Linked DNA regions of Homo sapiens: all the other regions are linked to region 3. The links are chromatin contacts, found by Hi-C or POLR2A ChIA-PET in ENCODE. All regions are on one chromosome and are shown on one strand. The core of a region is the stretch at or near the end of the contact, and the rest is flanking DNA. Distances in the headings are between cores, read along the strand shown. Region 1 overlaps MBP (myelin basic protein). Region 2 overlaps MBP (myelin basic protein). Region 3 has its middle 41 kb from the start of GALR1.

Region 1 (4,089 bases), core at 1,531-4,030, 100 kb after region 3:
GAGCACTGGGCTCCTCGGTGGATGCTGGGTGATGCTGTGTTTCATCTGACGGACCCACAGAGTCGTGTCTTCAGCGTGTATTTATGGAGCTTTTCCTCCCAGGCAAACATTGCCAGGCTTTCTGAACAGGCGCTGAGAACCCCGAGACCCAGCGAGAGGTCTAGCACAGGACTGGAGCAGCCACGAGGCAATACAGCCAGCTCAGCTTTAAGGTCCCGTACACCGCGAAGACTCCAAAGCACCTGGGATGTCGAAAACATTGCTCCTGGGATTTTAAAAAGCAGAGAAAGCAGAAAAAGATGCCTTCATGGTGGGCTCTTCAAATTCTACTAGCAGAGGCACAAGTTAAGACTTTCCCAAGTGGATCCTGCTGGTTAGATTTTATTAAATTAACCACAATTTATATGTTTTATAATATATTCTCATGTGTCTGTTTAGGTATAACATGTTACAGTTTCCAAATACAGAAAAAAAAATCTTATCTAATTTATCTGATGCCTAGGGAAGTGGTCTTAGAACAAAAGTTCCATACACACTTATGGAATGGAGAAAGGCCCCTTGTCCGGCGGTGACCAGCAACAGCTGCAAGGGCTGCTGGGAAATGTAGTCCCTGCCAGGGCAGCCAGGTGGCCAGTGCAAGGCAGGTGGTGTGGGGAGAGGGGCAGTTCTCTCACTACATGGAGAAGGGAAGGTGGGGGACTGGGGAGAAGGTCCTTGTGACACAAGCATGGGAAATCTCTATTCTGAAAAAAAAAAAAAAATTCACATATGTCATAGGTTTTTGCCCCCTGATCTATAAGAAGAAGGTTCTCGAACACAAATCACCTGTAGTGCTTCTGAAAGCAAAGAGTTCAGGGCCCAAGAATGTGTGTTTCTAAGAAGTTCTCAGGTGCTGATGGCCGGTCCCCACACCGCATCACGCTGCCTCGTATCCGCTTCTGAGACCCTCACCACTGCACACTTCTCTTATTGTATTGATTAATAATTTAGGAATGTAGAATGTCTTAGGCCTACTGTCATACTTTCCACATGGGACATTCAAAATGTAAATAACTCTGTTCATAACTAAAATATATTCCTAGAGGCATTCTCATAGCTAGATTCAGTCTTCTAAACTTTCTCAACTGTAAAATGGGAATGAAGCTTACAGGGTTATTCCTGTAATTATCTAACTTAGGTTTATAGAAACATGAGGGATAAAGCAAATCATTGTAAAATAAATCCTGTTATCTCCATAGAAACATTACTTTAGGATTGCTTTCTTGAACATGGACTCAAAAAAAAACTGTGCAATCAAAAGCATGTTATGAAAACAACGTCCAAAGAATCCTAAGTCTAAAAGTAACACAAGCGTGATCTGTGTCCTATAATATGGGTATACCCTGCAGCTCTACACAATGCAAATGTTTTGCTAATAAGCCTAAACAAAATGAAGTGCGGAGAGCATATGATGAATTCCACGCCATCATAAACTTGACCTTGCATTATGGCACCTGACATGCTTGTCAGCCTAACCCTCAACAGGCACGATGTTTGCTCCCTACATTTTTGCAGGTTTGGGAGTGGGAGTAAGATGATTTGGGTAACCAAGTGCCAACTATCTAGGAAGACTGGCATTGAGGTCTTCTCTATCTCACGATGCATTTATTTCTACAAGGGATTTCACAATAATCCCATTGCTTGTAAAATTGCACTCACAATTATTTCAAAAACAGCCAGTTTCACATTTTAATATTTGAATACTTGTCTGGCGTTTGGGGCATGGCTGTCTCGTGAATGTCCTTCCTCTTCACTTTTTTCCCTCTTTCCTCACCTTCCACACCCCAGGACACTTTGTGTGGTCTTAAAGCAGCAGCAGTTGCATTTCCCCTGTGCTTCAGTTGTGTGTGTTGGATCAAGAGCTTTGTTGACAGGCAATTGTAGGATGTAACTTCTGGGCAGCTGGTGTTTTTAGCCTTTTTTCTTCCCTTGACCTTGTCAGTTTAGGAGTGGATGCATCTAGATGTGGGAAGCCATCTAGAGGTCTCTGAACATGTGTGATAGTAAGTAGGTAGCGATGTTTCTGCAGCTGCTCACCACCCACCCAGGGAACCCTGGACCTGGTGGAGGTAAGAGGAAGACAGAAAGCAAAGCAACGCCTGCAGCATACCCCAACCCTAACCCTAGCCCTGCCCAGCCCTGCAGCCCACATGGGCTTCATTCTCACACCAGTGCAGAAAGGCAAGTTTTATTACCTCTACTTTATGGGAAACTGAGGCTCAGAAAAGTGGAGTCTTGTTCGGGGTCACCCAGATGGAACCTGGATTGAGACCTAGGTCTCACCTGCCTGATTTTCACCGTAGAAAGTCAGAACTACCTAGAGAATGAAATCAGTAAAATACCTAGGAACAAGGTGTTTGTTCCCCAGCATTTCAGCTGGGAGCTATTTCCCTGCACAGATAGGCTAGTGAGTTTTATCTATGCTGAATTATCCTGTGGTTCCACCAAGGTGACATGTAGTCTAAGCTGCTTTAGGTGTACATTATTAAAAACGAGAGCCTAACAGTCAACAACAGTGGACTGCTTCCTAGTAAATCTGGGTGACTAACTTTGCCTGTGCCCAATGTTAACCCTCGAGGTAACACTAAGTGTTGATAATCACACAGACATTATCAAAGTGTCCAGTCATCCCAGTGGCTGGAAATCGGATCTAGAACTGAATACCAACTGAGACCGCGGAAGTCTCAGCGGTCCTGATGGAATCTGAAAGTCTGTCCCTCCCACAGCTCTAGCTCAGTTCTTCCTCCCTCTCTTTCCTTTTCTATTAGTTTACAAAAGGCTTCTTTAATTACCCAAGAGATGCTTCAGAGTCAGCTGACTTTCCTTGCAGCATTTCACATGTTTACCCAATTTTTCTCTGGCTCTCTCAATTTGATTAATTGCAAAAAATGAAATAAAAAAGATTTCCTCCAAGCATGCAGCTGCTTTTGTGTGCAGATGGATCTTTTCAGCACATTACAGAAACCAGCTGCCAGGCTGAGCTCTTAGCCCCGTGACAGTGAGAGCTTCATCCTTCTCGAGCTCTTCTCTAAAAGGCAGACTGGGGCAGAGTGTCAGAAGCTAATAAGGCAGACTGCCAGTCACTCGTGATTATCAGCCAGATGCTCTGTCGTTCCCACCATAGTTCCTTGAGACACGTCTCACTTACCGGTGCTCAGGGGCCATTTCCACTAACGGCTCTGATGGGGGCTCCCACACATCAAGTTGTCGTTTTGTTCCTCTTGTCTTTCTTTTCCTGCTAGTATATAAATTTTGCATTTAAGGCTAGAATTAACCAACCCTCAGTGATTCATATAAATATTCTTTATATTAATCTGAGAGGCCAGTCAAATGCAAGTAAGTAGGCTTGTCTAACTAGTCAAATCCAACAAGATGTATTCAAAAGTCTGATCTGGACTTGAGTTATTTTCACCAATTCTGTGTCCAGTATTCTTGAGTTTTCTAAATCATGATTAAGATCAATCATCCCAAGCGTAACCTAGAGTTGTGCTATGAAGCATGACAACATTTGATCAGAACAAACTGATTCGGAAGAAACATGGCCCCTCTCCAAGGAGCAGTTCAGCACCTTGTGGACAGATTTCAGCTGCGTTCAAGAGCCCCTTGCCCAAAAATAGCTCTCTTTGTCTACCAGCAAGTCCCAAAATATTTACATGGCCCACACTATTCTGATTTGGGACAAGTCCTTGGAGCTTTGTTTCCTGGAAGGAGTGAGTGTTGCATTTGTGTTTGCCTAGTCCCAGCATAAGGAGGTGGGAGGAGGAGGGTGAGAAACGGATAGAGCCAGGGAACAGGAAGGGGACTGGGCAGGCGAGGGCTCACAGGAGGCAGAGATGAGATGATGCCTGGGCCAGGAACAGGCACTTGGAGAACACAGCCGGTGATAGGAGGTTCATTTATGTCTGGATGGGCAAAATGCCCCCAAAGGTCCAAGTTGTCAACCTTAACTAAAGGAAGTTACCTGTTTTTGCCTGTGTTTAGCTTTGAATAGACCAGCTCTTATTTCTTAAACAGAAAGATGGATTGACAGATATTTGACATGTTTTTATT
Region 2 (3,723 bases), core at 1-2,500, 81 kb after region 3:
GTGAATAGCACTGCGTTGGTCTGAGTCACCATTGTGAAAAATAGGTGGATATCTAAAAGATGAGGAGAAACAGACCTATGTGAGGCCAGGATCTAGAATACAGAAACAGTTCTAAAATGTGGTAATTTGAAACAAGCCACTCAAGAGTAAAATATGAGACTAATGAGAAAACCCAGATGGACTGATAAAATAAGAAAAGGACTTTAACCCTCTGGGAATCAGGGAATTCAAAACTAAGATGGCAAAAAGATTTTTTTTTACCTTTACGGTACTGGAAAAAAATTTAAATTGTGACTATACCAAATATTAGAGAAGGTGTAGAAAACTTAGACCTCACATGAGTTCGACTAGAATGTAAATAGGAACAAAGATGTTAGAGAATAATCTAGAAAAAGTGAAGGTGGGTGTATCCTAAGATCTAACAATTCCACTTCTAGGTATCTCCTCTAGGGAAAACCTGGTCTGTGTGCATAAGACACACACAGTGGATATTCACTGAAGCAATGTAGTAAAACCCTGTTTTGAGATCATGTAGATTCACATGCAATTCCCTTCACCAGTTTCTCCCAACAATAACATCTTACAAAACCATAGTACAATGCCACAACTAGAAAATGAGCATTGATACAACCCATTAACTTTGTTCAGATTTCAGATTCCACCAGTTTACATGTACTCATTTTATAGACTGCTCTGTGTGTGTGTGTGTGTGTGTGTGTGTGTGGTATGCACGTGCGCTTAGTTCTCTGTAATTTTATCACCCATGTAGAACCATGTGACCACCAACACATCAGAGGACAGGAGAGTTTCATCACAGGATCCTTGATGCTACTCTTTATAGCCAAGCTGACTTCCTCCTTCCCCCTCCCTGAGGCTGGCAACCACAGTATGGTTCCTATTTTCTATAATTTTGTCGCTTTAAGAATGCTCTATAAATGGAATCATACACTATGCAACCTTTCGAGACTGGCTTTTTCCGCTAAACGCAATTCCCTTGAGACCCATCCGGGTTGGCAAGCATGTCCATAGGTGTTTCTTTTTAATTACTTAGTGGTGTTCCGTCATCTGGATGAACCAAGGTGTGTTCAACCGTTCACCCAGGAAGGGCACTTGGATTATTTCCAGGTTTTGGTTATTGCAAATAGAGCTGCTGTGAACATTCTTGTACAGGTTTTTGTGTGAACATAGTTTTCATTTCTCTGGGATAAATGCCCAGGAGTGCAATTGCTGAGTCATATGGTTAGCACATGTCTAATTTTATGAGAAACTGCTAACTCTTTTCCAGAATGGCTACACCATTTTGCATTCCCACCGGCGGTGTGTGAGTGATTCAGGACCTTCCCAGCCTGGGCAGCATTTGGTATTGCCACTATTTTTTTTTTTTATTATTTTAGCTCTTCTAATAAGTGTGTAGTGATATCTCCTGATGGTTTAATTTGCATTGTCCTGATGGCTAATGACATCAAGACCTTTTTATGTACTTATGGCCATCTGTGTATCCTCCTCAGTGAAAAGTCTGTTCATGTCTTTTGCCTACTTTTTAATTGGATTGTTTGGTTTTAACAACTGAGTTTTCCTAATTCTTTATATTTTCTAGATGCTGGCCTTACCACTCGGTGATTATTTTCTACCACTTTATCTTGTTTTTTCACCCTCTTCACAGAGTCCTTTGCAGAAAGTTTTACATTTTGTTGAATTCAAGTTTATTAATTTTACCTTTTTTGGATTTTGATTTTTGGTGTGAAGTCTAAGTCTTCACCTAGCCTGAGGTTCCCGAAGATTTTCTCCTTTTTTCCCTACAAATTTTATAGTTTCACATTTTATACTTAAGCCTATTTTCCATTTTGAGTTAATTTTTGTATGAGGTGTGAGGTTTAGGTTGAGGCTTATTTGTTTTGGTTTGGTTTGGGTTTTGCCAACGAATGTCCAATAGCTCCGGGACTATTAGTTGAAAAGGTGATCCTTCTTCCATTAAATTGCTTTTGCACCTTTGCTAAAAACCGTTTCCACTTATTGCTGTGGGTCTATTTCTGGGTTCTCTATTCTGTTCCATTAGTCTATATGTCAGTCTCTCTGCCAAGAGCACACTGTCTTGATTACTGTAGTTGCATAGTCAACTTTAATCAGGTGGAGTGACTTCCTTCCACTTTATTATTCTTTATAAAACTTATGTTAGCTATTGTAGGTTCTGGGCCTTTCCATATGAATTTTAGAATAGCGCGTTTATGGGTGCAAAAACCTTGCTGGGATTTTGATAGGAATTTCTTCAAATGTATAGATTAGGGAGAATTAATAGTTCTACTGTGTTGAGTTTTCCAATCCATGATCACAGGTTGTCTCTCTATGGGTAATTAGGTCTTCTTTAACTTCTTTCATCAATGTTTTATAAATTTCAGTGCACAGATTCTGAATCTGAAATTTCTTTACAGTGTACATAAGTGTTTTATTTTCTTTGGGGCATTTCTAAATGGCATTGTGTCTTAACTTCAGTTTCCACGTTTATTGTGGAGTAGGTAGAACTGTGAGTAATTTTTATGTGTCAGTCCACATTCTGCAACCTACTGAGCTGCCTTATTAGATCTAGGAGGATTTTTTTTGGTAGATTTCTTGGGATTGTCTATGTAGATCATCATGTTATCTGCAAATTGGATAGTTTTATTTCTTCTTTCCAATTTATATACTTTTTATTTCTTTTTCTTATCTTACCGTACTGGTTAGAATGTCCAGTGCTATATTCAATAAGAGTTGCAAGAACTTGCCTTATTCTGACCTAAAGGGCAAAGCACTGAGTTTTTACCACCAATTATGATGTAGCTATAGGATTTTTATGGATGTTCTTTATCAAGTCAATAGTCCATGTCTATTCATGAATGTGTGTTGTATTTTGTCAAATGTCTTTTCTGGGACAATTTATATGTTCATGAGATTTTTCTTCTTTGACTTCATGGTATGATGGATAGTTGATTGACTGACTCTCTAATGCTGACCCACCCTTGAGTATCTGATATATATTCCACTTAGCCATGTATATAACTTTTTTATGTGTTGCTAGATTCACTTTACTAATATTTTGTTGAGGACTTTTGCCTCTAAGTGTTTGTGAGATATTGATCTATAGTTCTCATTTTTTGTATAGTCTTTGCTAGTTTCAGTATCAGGATAACTGGCCTCATAAAATGAGTTAGAAAGTGTTCCCACTTGTTCTAACTTTTGGAAGAGATTGTATAAAATTGCCATAAATTTCTCCTTAACTGTTTTAGTAGAAATTTCCGGTGAAACCATGTGGGCCTGGGGATTTCTTTCTTGGGTATTTCCTTCCTTCTACTTTGTTTGTATATATTTAGCTCTTTTTTTTTTGGTTTCTTGAATTAGATCTTAGATTATTGATTTGAGACTTTTCCTGCTTTCTAATATAAGTATTTCAGGGTATGAATTCCCTCTCAGCACTACTGAACTAGGTGTACATATTTTATCGAGTAAAAGTTTTGATACAAAAAAAAAGGAGGGAAACACACTAATTCCCCATGAGTAGGGCTATAGATTTACGCTATGATTTACTTACAACAGTTAAACTACCCAGACTTTGTGTATCAACATGGACAAAATTCTAAATAACAGTGTTGAATGGAAACCAGCAAACTGCAAATGAATATATATAGTATTATTCTATTTCTTTAAAATTTTCAAATCCACAAAAGAACATGTGGTCATGATTACGTGGGA
Region 3 (4,202 bases), core at 978-3,477:
TTGCCGCCTTCTTATCCTGTGATCCAAAGTGCAAGTAAGGAAAATGTGCATTGTTCAAAGTTAGCCAAGTGAGTACTTTTGTGTGTTGAGGACTGGCAATGAGGGAGCTTGTGAATGTGATTATTAAATGTATACTGCAGTAACTCGCATGGCACAGCAACAGAGACCAACTTCCAATCAAGGGAACTGGCAAGGACAAACCTGAAGCTCAGAACATCTGCCTGTGTTCTGTTGAACTAATGTCAGGAGGCTGCAGCCAGATACCAAGGGCTACAGGCCTCCGAGTTACATGAAGATGGGGTAGAGATGGTGCAAGCTGTCAACCAAAAAGGCCTCTGGTGAGTAGGAGAGCACACCTTCTTCCATTTCAACTTGGTGGAGAGGAGCACTCAGCAGCCCTGCTCCCCAGGACGATGCCTCCTCACTGCCTGGGAAGGAGAGCCCATCACAGGACCAGCAGTCCCTCCAGACACCAGTGGGTGGGATTTAAATGACTTCTATATTCAACACATATTTAGGAAAAGACTTCCAGTCCCATCACAGGTAGCTGCCCCCTTCCTCCCCAGTCCTGTCTCTCATGACCAAGAATCCCAGACACAGCACAGCCAATGGGTGCAAGCACAGCCTGCAGGGTGTGAAGAAGAAGGCAGGGTGCCCGGAGAGCCAGGCTCCAGGGAGGATGTGGACCTGAGCTCCTGGGCTTCCTACCACCCCTCATGGATTCCACATGGCTCTGCAGAAGCTCCAACCCTGGGACCACCCACAGACACACACAAAAGGAGCTCCAGGAAAACCGTGCATTCACCCCCACCCCCCAGCCAGAGGACCACGAACAGAGCAGCCCAACCACAGGAAACCCCTGCAGCAAGACTCATGAGACACACACATGGCCCATCCCCAGGCTCTTAGCAGGGCCGATGAGGGCTGGACCTTCCACCTCCCCACCCCCACTCCTGCCAGGGCCTCGGGCTGCGCTGAGCATCAGTTGGCTCCATCCCACCCCCTGCACAAGCAGGCAGCACCCTGACCTATCCAGGGCAATGTCAGTGGGTCCGTTGTGGAGCTGAGCCCCACTCCACCCCACCCGGCAGCAACAACCCTGAGCAAAGCAGTGTGACATGGGGCTGCTCACTGCCCTGTGCCCTCCCTGGCAAGCCCCTCACCATAAGAAAGGATAAGGGGTAGGGGGCAGGTTGAGTCCACTTTTTCCCCTCAGTATCAACCGGGCTGAGGAGGGAGCCCCCTCCCTGTGTAGCATCACTGAGGCTAAAGCTGGCAGTGGGAGGCAGGCCGTGGCACCGGCTTCCCCACAGCCTCCCTGGGGTCAGCAGGGCCCAAGGAAGCTGAGTGTAGCCGAAGCCCCACATCCACCTGAAGATACTAGAAGGGCCAGGGGAAGGTTATCATCACCCCACCTGCCTGCAGCCACCCAGCACGGTCAGGGCTCTGCTGCGGCTGTAGTGCCACGTGTACCCAGCCCAGCGGACAGCACCTGCTGCAGACGAAGACGCCAGCAGCTCGGGAGTCTCATAAGATATCCTAAATGTACGGGCTCCGATCCAAAGTCACTCAGCATACCAAGAACTAGGATAATCACAACTGGAAGGAGAAATAAACCGATGGATGACAACACGGAGATGAGTCAGAGGCTATCATTAGCTGAGCAGGATCTTCACATAACCATCATAAATACACTTCAGCATGTATGAATTCCCGTGGAATAAATGGAAAATTAGACAATTTTAGCAAAAGAATAAAGAAGAACCAAAGGAGGCCGGGCATGGTGGCTTACGCCTGTAATCCCAGCACTTTGGGAGGCCAAGGCAGGTGGATCACCTGAGGTCAGGAGGTCGAGACCAGCCTGACCAACATGGTGAAACCCCACCTCAACTAAAAATACAAAAATTAGCCTGGCACGATGGTGGGCACTTGTAGTCCCAGCTACTCGAGAGGCTGAGAGAGGAGAATCACTTGAACCCAGGAGCCAGAGGTTGCAGTGAGCAGAGATCATGCCACCTCACTCCAGCTGGGTGACAGAGTGAGACTCGGTCTGAAAAAAAAAAAAAGAAATTATAAAGCAAGAAAACACAATAACCAAAAGACAAACAAACCTAAAACCTCAATGCGTGGACTCAACCAGGACAGCGAGAGGACAAAAGACTGGACGAGGGCCAGAAGTCACCAACTCAGAGCAGCATTGAGGAAGTGGGCTGAGGAGAAAGAACAGACTCTCAGGAGCCTGTGTCATCCTCAGAGGAAAGAGAAAGTGAAACTGGAAGGTATATTTTTTAAATGGCTGTAAACTTCCCAAGTTTAGTGAAATATACTAAAGATTCAAGGATCTGAGAAAATTCCAAATGTGGTAAACCCAAAGAAATTTATACCAAGATACATCATAATCAAAGGTCTGAAAAACTAAAGACAAAGAAAAATAGCTGCAAAGTAGCCAGAGAGAAACACATTGCTTGTAGGACGTGCAAATTTTCCGTTTGAAACCATGGAACCCAAAAGGAAGTAGCAAGCGTCTCAAATACCAAGAGAAAAGGCCAGTCAACCAAAAGTCTATGGCAGGGAAAATGTCCCTCATGGACGGGTATAAATAGAGATATTCTCCAGTGAAGGAGCACTAAGAGAATCTGCCATCAGCAGGGTTACTCAAAGCATGGCTCGAGGAAGTTTCCTAAACAGAAGGGAAATTATAAAAGAAGCAATATTGGAATATTGGGAAGAAAGTGAGAACAACAGCAAAAGTAAAAAATATGGGTAAATAAATAGACTCCTTCTCCTCTTGAGTTTTCTAAATTATGTTCCATGGTTGGAAGCAAAAATGATAATGCTGTCTGATGTTCTCAATGTATGTAAAGAAAGTATTAAAGATGATAGTCATATTATAAACTATAACATAATATTGTAAACTATAATATAATATGGGGGAGGGAAAGTATGAAACGAGAGTTTAGGTGACCATATTGTATTAGAACTAACAAAATCTAGCACCACTAGACCATGTAGGATGTGTATAAATAATGAAGTACCTACAGCTACCATTTTTAAAAACTATAAAAAAGGATAAACCCCAAAACACTAGATAAATCAAAATGGAATTCTTAAAAAAAAAAAAAGTTCAAGTACAGGAAAGCCAGGAAAAACAAAATAAAGAAACACTAAACAGTGTTTTTATACTTCAGTAAGGACATTAAAAACAACCAGCCTCCGGGCACAGTGGCTCACGCCTGGAATCCCAGCACTTTGGGAGGCCAAAATGGGAGGATCACTTGAGCCCAGGAGTTCAAGACCAGCCTGGGCAACATACTGAAACCCCGTCTCTTTCTAAAAATAATAATAATAATAAACACTAGTGACTGCAGAAGCAAGGGCTGTCTTTGGTCGGCATCTCTCTGGTGTGTTTCTCGTGGGACATAATCTGCTGAATGCGTGGACTTGGAGTTAACTGAACCCCTTTCAACTTTCAGTCGTTCTCTGCATGTGTCTGAGCACGTGCCCCGACCCTGGAGCACCCTGGGCACTCAGCCAGCGTGGTCCTGACCTCACAAAGCCTTTGGATTCAGGCAGGAGAGAAAATATGCTATCAATAATTCAGGGCTTCTAAATTTGCTGCCAGCTGAGATTTCTGAAATTCCTGCCGTGTGAGGGCTTCATCCTGAGCCCTGTGTAGTGCCCCTGGTGGAGATGTGTGGTGTGCCCCATTTTACAGAGAAGGATCAAGAGAATCACGAGTATCTTCCGAGGTCATGTAGCATACAGCAGGGCGTGTCCTTCCACCCAGGGCTTTTCACCTCTCAAGAGTTTTCTAGAAAAATCTTAATTATTACAGGGTTTCCAGGGCAGGACTGAAAATAAGCCTAGGGTTTCTCGTTTTTACTATTTCACAAATGGTATTGTTTTATTTCTCACTTTTCAGCATTAATATTTCCAAAAGAACTGGGGACATTTTCTGGTGGCATACATCACTAAGCCTGTCAGTCCATGCAGGTTTCATCCCACGCGGACCAGCTATCACCGCAGGTCATTTCAACAAACAGCAATAGTTAGGAGCATTCAGCTCATCTAGTTTTGCCAAACTGATTTTTCTTTTTTATAAAAACGTTAGAGAGGGAGGGATAAATCACAGAGAAGGCCATGCCATGGCCACTCCCATCCATCTGCTCACACCCCTCCCCCTGCCTGCCTGGTCCTTCCAG

What was found. A loop is a pair of places that touch in the nucleus more often than their neighbours do. ChIA-PET counts read pairs that join two places held with the same protein, here RNA polymerase II (POLR2A). Pooled maps may share reads with other maps.
Region 1: a loop to region 3 is called in a map of naive thymus-derived CD4-positive, alpha-beta T cell, with 4 times the contacts of the local background. The contact joins two enhancer-like sites. A Hi-C loop is called at or near these places in 8 of 168 maps with a recorded cell type or tissue (CD4-positive, alpha-beta memory T cell, CD8-positive, alpha-beta T cell, IMR-90 and 4 more), 6 of 37 single-sample maps with no recorded cell type and 15 of 50 pooled maps. POLR2A ChIA-PET finds 5 or more read pairs at or near these places in 9 of 52 experiments (AG04450, CD4-positive, alpha-beta T cell, CD4-positive, alpha-beta memory T cell and 6 more).
Region 2: a map of psoas muscle shows a loop between it and region 3 (4-fold over the local background). The contact joins two enhancer-like sites. A Hi-C loop is called at or near these places in 39 of 168 maps with a recorded cell type or tissue (B cell, CD14-positive monocyte, CD4-positive, alpha-beta T cell and 29 more), 35 of 37 single-sample maps with no recorded cell type and 43 of 50 pooled maps. POLR2A ChIA-PET finds 5 or more read pairs at or near these places in 19 of 52 experiments (CD4-positive, alpha-beta T cell, CD4-positive, alpha-beta memory T cell, GM12878 and 15 more).

Annotation. Positions count from the first base shown.
Region 1 is chr18:77,107,134-77,111,222 of GRCh38, reverse strand. All of the region lies in intron 1 of MBP (myelin basic protein), which reads left to right. Among named protein-coding and RNA genes, the nearest start is that of MBP, 24 kb to the left of the region's middle. Within about 2 kb of position 2,780, at least 25 of the 41 ENCODE cell types and tissues checked have a DNase peak (open chromatin) inside an H3K27ac peak, as active enhancers do; they include CD4-positive, alpha-beta T cell and CD8-positive, alpha-beta T cell, where a contact is called at or near this core.
Region 2 is chr18:77,125,523-77,129,245 of GRCh38, reverse strand. All of the region lies in intron 1 of MBP (myelin basic protein), which reads left to right. Among named protein-coding and RNA genes, the nearest start is that of MBP, 5.4 kb to the left of the region's middle. RefSeq lists enhancers at 1,089-1,148, 1,239-1,298, 1,319-1,368. Within about 2 kb of position 1,250, at least 8 of the 41 ENCODE cell types and tissues checked have a DNase peak (open chromatin) inside an H3K27ac peak, as active enhancers do; they include CD14-positive monocyte, gastrocnemius medialis and psoas muscle, where a contact is called at or near this core.
Region 3 is chr18:77,207,141-77,211,342 of GRCh38, reverse strand. No RefSeq gene overlaps it. Among named protein-coding and RNA genes, the nearest start is that of GALR1, 41 kb to the left of the region's middle. RefSeq lists an enhancer at 1,958-2,017. Within about 2 kb of position 2,227, at least 16 of the 41 ENCODE cell types and tissues checked have a DNase peak (open chromatin) inside an H3K27ac peak, as active enhancers do; they include CD14-positive monocyte, CD4-positive, alpha-beta T cell, CD8-positive, alpha-beta T cell and 2 more, where a contact is called at or near this core.